2 separate regions of the Homo sapiens genome follow, and region 2 is linked to region 1. Evidence: read pairs that join two places in POLR2A ChIA-PET (ENCODE). Cell type or tissue: PC-3. All regions are shown on one strand. Links, peaks and the distances in the headings refer to the core of each region. The heading gives the core; the rest is flanking DNA.

Region 1 (6,340 bases), core at 535-5,534:
AGTCAAACAGCAACACAGGAAATAAATGAATGACTTTTTTAAAAAGTTAGCAATTTAATTGTGAAACTAAGTCCAAGTCTCCACAGCAGATATTGAACCAGACAGGTTCACTGTTTCAACAAACATATTGAGTACCTGCTATGGGCCAAGAATACAGCACCTGCTGAGCCTCGCTTGGGGGAGGTAGGATGGTCCAGTATGGAAGAGACAAAGCTTATCTATCCCAGCACCTCCAAGAGCATCCAGGGCTCCAGTGAGGGAACAATGGTTAGTGACGCATGCAGCAAAAATGAAGGACCCCCTTTTCACTTAGATGACCAGAGATACCATCATGGGGGTATCAGAGCTGTGTTTAGAAGGACAAGAATTTTGGCCAGGCGTTGTGGCTCACACCTATAATCCCAGCACTTTGGGAGGGCAAGGCAGGCGAATCACCTGACATCAGGAGTTCAAGACCAGCCTGGCCAACATGGTGAAACCCCATCTCTACAAAAATAACCAAAAAAAAAATTAGCCAGGCGTGATGGTGGGTGCCTGTAATCCCAGCTACTGGGGAGACTGAGGCAGCAGAATCGCTTGAACCCAGGATGCGGAGGTTGTAGTGAGCTGAGATCGTGCCACTGCACTCCAGCCTGGGCGACAGAGTAAGACTCTGGCTCAAAAAAAAAAAAAAAAAAAAAAGAAGGACAAGAATTTCAATAAGCAAAGCCATGAGGAGAAAGCAACGCAGAGAGAGGAATCTGAGGAAAACCAAGAGAAATGAGACAGTTTCTGGTGTTTTTACCTAGGTCATCTCAACTCTAGATGACATCCGGCCACTAGACTCCAGGAGCTGGGGCATCTTTCCTTTGGCCTGAAAGCTGAAGGGAGTGAAGCAAGGACAGGCATGGGAGGGACTATTCGGAGGCAGAGGTCAGAGAGAAGGAAGAATTGTGGATGCCTTCTTGACACATTGGCCTTAGGGCTGCCCTGTCAGCCCATCCCAGTCACTGTCTCTCTAACCTGCTGGCTTTTTCAGACAGTCTTGGGGATTATTAGGTGACAAGAAGCAGGTACTTGGGGGAATTACATCGGATATGAGCATTTTCAAACTAAATGTCAGTTAGTTCCCCTGTCATCACCATAGTCCAGAAATCTGTGCTGATATTTGCAAACAGATAAAGGACACCAGGGGCCAGGCACAGTGGCCCACACCTGTAATCCCAGCACTTTGGGAGGCCAAGGCATGAGGATAACTTGAGGCCAAGAGTTCAAGACCAGCCTGGCCAACATGGTGAAACTATTTCTCTAAATAATCCATCCTACTCCCTTCCCTGCTTCACTCCCTTCAGCTTTCAGGCCAAAGGAAAGATGCCCCAGCTCCTGGAGTCTCCTGGCTGGATGTCAGCTAGAGTTGAGATGACCTAGGTAAAAAGACCAGAAAGCTGTCTCATTTCTCTTGGTTTTCCTCAGATTCCTCTCTCTGCATTGCTCTCTCCTTACGGTTTTGCTTATTGAAATAAAGACTTGAAATAAGACTGTCTGGAAAGGCAGCCTCTACAAAAATTACAAAAAGCTGGGCACGGTGGCACATGCCTGTAACCCCAGCTACTCAGGAGGCTGAGGCACAAGAATCACTTGAACCCAGGAGGCAGAAGTTGCACATTCAGCAGAGATCATACCACTGCACCACTGCACCACTGCACTCCAGCCTGGGCGAAACAGTGAGACTCTGTCTCAGATAAATAAATTAATAAAATAAAATAAAATAAAAAGTAACACCAGGGAGCCAACTCGCAGAGCTGAAGAACAGAAGCTGCCGCTGTCATCTTGTAAAATTAGCATAGGTACCCTCGTGTGTGGCCACAAGCTAGAGAGGAGGTCATTACACCTTGCAATTTTCTCAGACACTTGCCAAACCACCCAACAATGAGCCACCTTCCTGGTTAACCACAGGGAGGGCTGAGGGTGGGGCAGTCACAGGATCAGACTCTGGCTCTAACTCAGCCTTGGGGAAATGTTGCTCCTTCTGGGAAATCCCTCATGGCTGCATCTGCTGCATCTACCATCAATGGGCAATGCCTGGCCCAACTCAGAGCCACAGGTCCTCTGGTCATGCCAGGTTTGCTGCAGAGAGGAGAGAAGAAAAAGGAGGAATGCATTGTAAAGTGCCTTAAAGTTCTCTGATGAGGAGTGATTTACATAAATCTGGTCACATCCACACTATAGAACATTGTGTGCTAAAAAAAATGAAGGCACTCTACTGTGCTGACAAGGGAGGTCACCTCCATAATATGGTACTAGGTGAAAAAGGCAAAGTGCACAGCAGACATAAGAGAATGAGCCCATAGGTTTATGTAAAGTATACATATATTCTTGCAAATACATAGGACGTTTCTGGAATGCTATATTAAATAGAAGTAACTGTCTTATTCCTGGGGATGGGGGGGATAGAGGGAGTTTCATTTTCACTTTTTGCCCTTTTGTACTACTTGCATAATTTTTAAAAATAGTTAAGACCTTTTCTAAATTATATGATGAATGAGGCCAAGAAAAACTATTATAAATATGTCTCTATGCTAACAGAAGCTAAAAATAAAAATCATCTTCTTACTTCTATCTCTCTAGCCTAATACACATTTCTATATTAATACCACATCTTGGCAGGCATATTAGGTGCTGCTTCTACACAATAGGGATTAAGCTTTATGGTGAAAAAAAAATTAAAGGTGAGCAGATGTACAAGTTTGATTTATGGAGGCAGACAAAAACGTGTATAAACATTGAATAAATAGAGAGCTGATACACTATATTCCACCCAAAAGCCTTTATAGTGGACCTTTATTGGTCTGGCCTGGTCAGCATCCCTTCCCTCTTTGTCTAGAAACAACAGAAGTACCCTCATCTGACTCCATAGGATCCTGGAGGGGTTGTCTATCATGGTACCCCAAATCTGCCTCTGTCAAAGAGATGGGCCCACACACTGGCTGGCCCACTAGAGCACCCCGTTCTCCAAGCCACGGTTATTCATTGAGGAATAGGCAAGTGTCCTAAGCTGGACCAATCCAAATCTTCCCTAAGATCTGACACATGGGCACTAAAAGGGAAATGTTGCCTCTCTTCCTCTAGGATGTTGAGCTATACAGATCATGAAGGCTTGAATAAAGCCAGGCAGAGGTAAACAGAGTTGAAAAATGGAGGGCGAGGGATAGAGCTGATAACATCACCTGAATTCCTGACTCAGCCATGTTTGAAGCCATAATCACCCACTTGGATTTCTCATTTGTATGAGTCAATAAATTCCCCTTTGTGGCTTAAACTGGATTTTGCTGGTTTTCTTTCCCTTGCAACCTAAAGGGTCCTAGCTAATTAGTATCACCATTTTCTCACTGGAGGCTTAAAAACCCATTCCATGATTGTGAATATCAGCCTCATTTAAGATCCAAAATTAAAGTTTATATTTTAATATTCCAAATATTAGTTTAAAGTAGGATATCCTATTTGTTCTTCAGGAAAAGGAGGCACAAGGAATTTGTTATATGGAATTTCCCCCAAGGTCATACAATTCATCCGAAGCCAAGTCCAGAATAAAAATAATTTCCTAAACCTTTTCTTCTAAAAAAGAAATGCTTTATTCTATGTCAAAGTAAAGTCAAGAGTTATCTGCAAAATCTGCTAGGGGAAGTAAAAGGGAGATGAACTTGTGCTGATGATGTCAGTCCAAGAGAGAACAACAATCAAAACAAATCAACTTCAAATTCCTCAAATTTCCAACCAGCTGAGCTTTATCAAACTAACCTTGCTGAGTTCTTGTCCAAAAAAAACACGAAAATTAGCCACCATGGTGGCTTGCGCCTGTAGCCCCAGCTACTTGGGAGGCTGAGGGGAGAGGATCATTAGAGCCCAGGAGGTCGAGGCTGCAGTGAGCCATGACTATGCCACTACACTCCAACCTGGGTGACAGAATGAGACCCTATAGAAAAAAAAAGATTCTTGCAACTGTGTGTCTATTCTATATAACGTCTAGAATCCAAGTGTTTTTAACTATACTTATCTTCTAGACAATTAGATAAATGACTCTAAAGCTCTCATAATGTTTGTCTGAAGCATTATTTTATACTGTAAGTGAAAGGCCTCATAAAGGGAATTCACAGTCTTACAACTCAATAGCAGAAAAACAAATAACCTAATTTAAAAATGGGCAAAGGACCTGAACAGACATTTCTCCAAAGAAGACATAAAAATGGCCAACAGATATATGGGAAGGTGATCAACATCACCAGTCATCAGGGAAATGCAAGTTAAAACCACTATGAGATATTGTCTCACTTCTGTTAGAATGGCTATTATCAAAAAGTCAAGGCCAAGTGAGGTGGCTAATGCCTATAATCCCAGCACTTTGGGAGGCTGAGACACGGTGGATCACTTGAGGCCAGGAGTTCAAGGCCAGCCTGTCCTATATGGCAAAATCTCGTCTCTACCAAAAATATAAAAATTAGCCAGCTGTGGTAGCCCATGCCTGTAATCCCAGCTACTCAGGAGGCTGAAGCAGGAGAATTGCTTGAACCTGTGAGGCGGAGGTTGGAGTGAGCCGAGATTGTGCCACTGCACTCCAGCCTGGGTGACAGAGTAAGGCCCTGTCTCAAAAAAAAAAAAAGGGCAAGAGATAAAAAATTCTGGCAAGGGTGTGGAGAAAAGGGAACCTTAGTACACTGATGGTGGAGATATAGATTGGTACAGTCATTATGGAAAACAGTATGGAGATTCCTAAAAAAAATTAGAAATAGAACTATCATATGACCCTGTAATCCCTCTTTTGGATATATACCCAAAGGAGATGAAATCACCACCACATAAATATATTTGCACTCCTACATTCATTGCAGCATCATTCACAATAGCCAAAATATGGAAACAACCTTAGCATCCACTGACTGATGAATGGATAAAGAAAATGTGGTATGTATACATAATGGAATATTATTCAGCCTTAAAAAAGGAGATCCTGCCATTTGTCACAATATGGATGGACCTGGAGGACCTTATGCTAAGTAAAATAAGCCAGACACAGAAAGAAAAATATTGCATGCTCTCACTTATATGTAGAATCTAGGAAAAAAAAAAAAAGGTCAACTATACAGAGATAGAGAATAAAACAGTGGCTACCATGCATGTTGGGTGGGATGGGGTGAAATGGGGTAGGTCAAAGGATAAAAAGTAGCAGATATGCTCACAGCCTGTAATCTCAGCATTTTGGGAGGCCAAGGTGGGAGGACCACTTAAGCCCAGTAGTTCAAGACATAGCGAGACCCAATCTCTACAAAAAATATAAAAATTAGCCATGTGTGGCAGCACACACCTGTAGTCTCAGCTACTCAGGAGGCTAAGGTGGGAGGATTGCTTGAGCACAGAAGTCAAGGCTACAGTGAGCCATATTAACACTACTGCACTGCACCCTGAGCTACAGAGCAAGGCCCTCTCTCAAAAAAAAAAAAAAGTAGCAGATTTAGTGAATGAACAAGTCTAGAAATCTAAAATACAACATGAGGATTATAGGTATTAAAATTGTATTGTATTAGAAATTTTTGTCAAATAAGTAAATTTTAGCTATTGTCACCAAAAAAGTAACTATGTGAAGTAATAGATACATTAATCTGCTTCACTATAGTAACTGTTTTACTATCTACAGGTATCCCATAACATCATGTGGTAAACCTCAAATACACACAATACTGTTTATTGAAAAAATAAAAATAAAATTTTAAAGAGTTAAAAAGAAAAACATCGAGTTAACAAAAAGTTCTGTTTTCTCAATGACAAATAGAATAAAAGTCTGATGAGTATCTAAGGCAAAAACTCAGTGTAAAATTAAACTCCTTGTAGCAGAATGGTAGACAAGAAACGAAATTCTTAAAGGAATTTTTTCAGTGCAAATGGTAGAACTAGAAAGGGAAGAACTCTGTATGTGGAGTTGAGATTTCCTCTGCAGCTGGGTATGTGGCACAGCCAGCTTTCTAAGAAGTGTGTCCCTATTCAGAAATTCTACAATCACAGCTAGTAATGGCCAATTCACCTTAAAAGTTGGCAGTAAAGAAAAAATGTGCAATTAGATAATGGGTAACAAAAAAAAATCCAATATGGGCCAAGTGTGGCGGCTCACACCTGTAATCCCAGCACTTTGGGAGGCAGAGGCAGGAGGATTGCTGGAGCCCAGGAGTTTGAGACCAGCTTGGGCAACATGGTGAGACCCCGTCTCTACAAAAAATTTTAAAAATTAGCCAGGCATGGTGGCACACGCCTGTGGTCCCAGCTACTCAAGAGGCTGAAGCAGGAGGATTGTTTGAGCCCAGAAGTTCGAGGC
Region 2 (5,646 bases), core at 1-5,000, 200 kb before region 1:
GCCCATGACATCCTTAACCTTGACTTTCCAACTCCACTGCCTACCAAACCCACCTTGCACCCTGGTACTCCAGCCAAATTTTTTGTTGCTTCCCAAACACACTGAGATTTTTCTCATTGCTGTGCTTCTGCTTAGGATGTTCCTCCTTTCTGGAATAGTTGATCCTCTTTTCTGGGCATGAAAAATTCTAAAACTTTCTTAAAGACACAGCTTAAATGTCACCATGAAGCCTTCCTGAAATTCTTCATAGAAGGAACTCTCTCTCCTCTAATAAGCACGTTAATAGTACTTTTATATACCTTTTCTGTCGCAATTATTACAACATAGAAGAATAACTTCTATGTTAGCTTCCCCACTAAACTGTGAGCTTCTTCAGAAAAAAGGAGTTTTATACATACCATTATATCTCTATATGTACCATTATCTTACACATTATTTGGTACATTTTAGGCACAAGTCATTTTTTTTGAATGAATGGTCAAATAACTTATAGCAGATATTCTTTAAGCACTTATTATGTACTAAGCACTTTACATGGACTATTTTGTTTAATTCTCTCCAGAGTCCAATGAGGTAGATACTGTTACTGCAACTTCCCCATGAGGAAACTAAGGCTTAGAGATATGAGTCACACTCAAAGGTCACACAGAAAATAGTGGCGGGACCAGGATTTGACCCAGGACATCTGACTTCGGCTCCTATATTTATACTAAACTGCCTCCCTGCATTGAAAATCTCCTTTTGCTCCAGATATTCAGTGAATCCTTTCTGGCTGTCTGGAATTAGGGATCTACACAGCCAGCTCTTTTTCTGGAAGCCATCTGGGTATCCCATGGAAATTCAACCCACAATCTTAGTTATGCCTTTTGAACTTGGAAAGAAGACCTGCCTAACCCCATCTCAGAAATATTTGGATGTAGGGGAAAAAGGATTCCTCATCCCCAGGATGAAACCCTTTGGGAGAGCTCATTTCTGTCCTTCCAGGGTGGAGCTTTAAGATTTAAAGAGCAAGGCTTAATTAGAGTATTTCCTGGCTGAGTAAATATTAAACTTAAACTCAGCTCTGCCTTTGGCTAGCGAGTCTCAGTTTGAGGCTTGGCTTCCATGTTTCCTCCTGAGTTCCTCATAGAGGAATAGGGGTGGGGAATGAAGTCAAGGAAAGACTGTGGTCTAGGGAACAGAGCGACCTAAGGAGTGCTGATGAGGCAGAGACTGAGTTAACCTGTGCTGCAGATCTGTTACTAAACCCCAAACACACAGTTACTCTTTCCAACAGGTTAAATATTAATCTGTGTCACTGTTCCTTCCGTTGGTCATTAATTAGACTTTTTTTAATACAGTAATTCTGAGATCCACCTGCTAGAAAGGCTACCTTGGGCAAAGCAAGGGCTTTTCCACATTCTAAGAGGCCAGATCCATGGTAGTCACAAAGGAAGGACTCCATACTTCTATGAGGGGATGAAACGTCACTAGAATTAATCCTGTTTTTCTCATTTTAACTGGAACACTGCCCAGAGGACCAAAATAAAAAGTGCAACCTGGATACCAACCCAGTCCATTGCCCTTAGCTCCCACAAAGCAGTCAGACTTTCCAGGGACCTGTACAGTGGGGACTGGGGGCAGGACGAGCTAACCAGGCACTTTATCGGTGTTGCTGTTTTGTAAGAGCTGTTGTATGAACTGATTTGGATCAGCTGTGGGTTCTAAAAGGGTAGAAGCTGTGAAAAGTAGAGAGTAGGAGACTGAACTCACGGACACCATCCCAGGCACAGCTGGTCAAGGAGATTGGCACCTACAGCACTTAGCAGAGAGTGAGCCATCCAACCAGTGTCTATCCACTCTTCTAGGAATGGAACCCTAGTTTTACCCTAGTGAACCACCTTCTCCCCTTGGTTGGGACCATCAATCAAGGTGCCTTGCCCAGTCCCAGCTAAGCAGAAGGTCTCTGACCCAAGCGAGACTATTCAGGTATCTGAATGTTTAGCCAAGTGATAAAATGACTGTTGGAGTTGATTTGGTAAGATATCACTCATCAGTTCTGCTTAGAACACATCTTCCTCTTCCACTCAAACTTCACGATTCCCGTCTGTCCTAATTGTTCAACTTTCCTTTTGATTCTGTGAGTCACCCCACAACCATCAAGTTCATGCCTTTTATATTTGAATTAGCATTTGTTTCTGTTGCTTGACATCTGAAAACCATAACTCATATACTTTGTTGTGTTTATGAGTATGTGTTTAAATATCATCCTCCTTCTACACACACTAAATATTTTTCACTACTGTTTCCCTGCCTATAGTCCACCCATTGGACAAAGTTTGGAAAATATTTTTTTAAAATTCAGACCTAGAGAATAGATGAATATAGGGAATAATCAGTTAAACACAAATTGGTGCCAATCAATTAAGTCTGATTGCTTTCCGTTGCCAAGAGGGAATAAGAGTTTCATTTGGGCAAAAAGGAGGGAAGTCACTGAGATGCTTGGGGGCCTTGGGGAAAAGGAGCAAGCCTGGGTAGTGTCTAGATAAAGCAGCTCGTGAGCACTGCTGCCTGGAGGGGGGTCCAGGAAGAAAAAGACATGAAGAAAAGAAGGTGCAAGGCAAACGCCTTCTTTCTCCTCCTTCCTCCTCCCAGTCCCTGAGTCCTAGCAGCCAGAAATCAGGTTAGGACTATCAGGATAAGAGGGTAGCTTCAACGTAGGCTACACAAGTGTTTGTGGGAAGGCTCGGGACTCTAATGGTCACTTTAATATTGTTTCTACGGCAACATGTTTTTCTACTATCAGGAAAATAACACATCTTCTAGACCTATAATTTTCTAAATGTTCTGCACTCCTGAGATTCCACTCGTTATTTCTGGCATCACTAGTCTATCTGGAAGTCTTGGCATTCTTAACAGCCATTTGTCTGTTGTCTTCCTAAATATTAATATGAACTATTTATATATTGATATCCCTAGAAGGCAGGGATTATCAAAGCTCTGGCCAAATTTGTTTTTGGATCAAGCTGGATAAATCCCAAATCATTCTAGTTAGCAGATACTTCAACACATATAAACACACTAATTATTATATAATGATACCCAGTAAGCAAGGGAAGCTATGAGATCAGTTATAGATAAGCAAAACATACATAAAAATTTGTCCATCAAGAAATTTCTGGGCAATTTTACATTCAAATTTATATAGATTCATGTTTACATATTACTGGAGTCTCCAGCTGTGGCTTTTATTTAGTTCTGGAACACAGATAATAGTCTTAATAGGTCAATTTATGAGCTTTTCAAAGAAACAGTTTCCCAGATCAGACAATACAGATAGCTCTGTCATAGCCACCCCTCATCAGTCATCCATATGAAGATGAAAATAATGTATAGTCAGGACCAGACCTGTCCTGTTAATTAGGTTTCCTGGTTTGTCTTACAGAGTGATCTTCCCAGCATGGCTCTAGGCAATGCTACCTGGGGGTAAGGAGAACAGAAATTTCATTCCTCTCTGACTCACTCACTGCAAAGTCTTGGATAACTAACTAACTCAGGTATCCAGGGCTTTACTTACTTGAGGGATAAGATGGGGATGAGGAAATAAGAATACCAAGTACACACATAATTTGGAGGAATGAAGGAGAGATTAGTGACAATATCTGCAAAGGATTACAAGAAGCCACAAATACTCTCTTTTGGCAGAGGTATTTATAATCTTAAATGTAAATATACTTTACTTTATGTTTTATCCTTTTCTACAAAATCGTCTTTCGACAGACAATTGAGACTTTACTCAAAAGACAGATGATTGAGATTTTAACACCCACATGTTATCAATTCAAAGACACACATACTGTACCATCTCTGGAATACTCTGTCACCCAGGTTGGAGTGCAGTGGCACAATCACTGCAGCCTCGAACTCCCAGGCTCAAGTAATCCTCCCAACTGAGCCTCCCAAGTAGTTGGGACCATAGGTTCACATCACTATGTTTGGTTGCTATTTTCATTATTTTTTTGTAGAGGCAGGATCTCCCTATGTTGCCCAGGCTGGTCTCAAACTCCTGGGCTCAAAGGATCCTCCCACCTTGGCCTCCCAAAGTGCTCAGATTATAGGCTTGAACCACCACACCAAACCCATGTCTTAAAATTGTTATTTTCACATTACTGAACTAGGGATGCACTTTACAATTCATGGGGGATTTTTTTGGTTTTTTGGGTTTTTTTTTTTTTTTTGAGACTGAGTTTCGTTCTTGTTGCCCAGGCTGGAGTGCAATGGTGCAGTCTTGGCTCACTGCAACCTTCACTTCCTGGGTCCAAGCGATTTTCCTGCCTCAGCCTCCTGAGTAGCTGGGATTACAGGCATCCGCCACCATGCCCAGCTAATTTTTGTATTAAGACATCTTAAATTTAATGACAAACAGCATTTCTTCCTTCACATACAGACTTACCTCCTTTGGCCAACTGGTTTACAGAAGGGATTGTGATGACTACTGACTTTGGAGCCCTGAATGTTTGCAAAAGGTTGACACACTTAGAGGCAATGGCAGCACCCCCAAATCAGCAAGGCAGACCCATTTCAAACACAGTTTGATTCGTGTTCTGATAGGGGGACACACAGGATTCTATGAGACCACCTAGTTCAGATGTGGGGTGGGGAAGGGTGGTCAGGAAGACCTCTGGGAGGAAGTGATATCTTAACTGACACTGAAAGAAAGGGTTGATATTATCTAGCACAATACTACCCAAAGTGTCTTTGAAATCTATTTGAAGCCACCTTTGCAATGATTATGACAGTGAGAGAAATCCAGCATAGCTGACTCAATCTTGCTGCTAGCCTCAAGGGCTGGCTCTCCTTGTTCATTCCTGGGCATAGGCTAAGCTAGCCATGGGAAGAATTTAGTTTATAGTTTAACTTTGAAGAAAGGATGATAATAGTCCCTCCCTAAAACTGACTTCCTCCTTGTTTAGGGACTGAAACCACCTTTGTAGGAGTAATGAAAGGCCACAAGATTAGGCTAATGAGAGATGCCTGAATTATGCTAAAATATAGGCATAGTTAAACAATAACCAACCATTGTTTCCCAGCTTGCTTTTCTATAATCCCTTACTGCTCAGGAGTCACGTGGCCAGAATTCACAAGATTTGTGACTTCCCCCATTGCCTCTATAGATAACATCACTATTGTAGAACCTAAGATTGGTCTTTTGAGATGTTTTTCAGATTTTTGCTTTTTTGTGACTGACTGACTTTACCTGGACCTGAGACTGATAACTAAATTTTTCCCATGGTCCTGTGGCTCCCACCCAGAAGCTAATTCAGCATACAAGGACCATTTTCCACGCTCATAATTTCATCCCCAATCAGTGAGCAGAACCCATTCCCCAGCCCTCTGTCTACCAAATTATTCATAAAAATCCTAGCCTCTGAGTTCCCAGGGAGGCTGATTGAGTAATAAGCTCCCAACTTTCCAGCTGGCTAGCTTTGAATTTATTACATTCTTTCTTTACTGCAATACTTCTGTCTCAGTGAATTGGCTTTTCTGTGCAGCAGGCAAGAAAAATCTGTCAAGTGCTTACATATTTGTTACCAGTCTACTGCAAGGTAAGTACAGAAAGTGGCAGTTTAGAAACCTTGATAACATTATACATATATAACAAATTCA

Evidence for each region. Peaks named below come from ENCODE experiments on the same cell type or tissue, not always from the same donor. Only the 100,000 strongest peaks of a DNase experiment are listed, where the experiment ranks them.
Region 2: POLR2A ChIA-PET joins it to region 1 with 5 read pairs; 4 of 35 experiments call an interaction of 5 or more read pairs at or near these places.

Annotation. Positions count from the first base shown.
Region 1 is chr2:172,175,123-172,181,462 of GRCh38, reverse strand. No RefSeq gene overlaps it. Among named protein-coding and RNA genes, the nearest start is that of DLX2-DT, 75 kb to the right of the region's middle. In PC-3, for the core only: no CTCF peak of the experiment used is centred there; DNase peaks (open chromatin) are centred at 1,922 and 3,232; H3K27ac peaks cover 688 bases.
Region 2 is chr2:172,370,427-172,376,072 of GRCh38, reverse strand. No RefSeq gene overlaps it. Among named protein-coding and RNA genes, the nearest start is that of ITGA6, 54 kb to the left of the region's middle. In PC-3, for the core only: no CTCF peak of the experiment used is centred there; no DNase peak of the experiment used is centred there.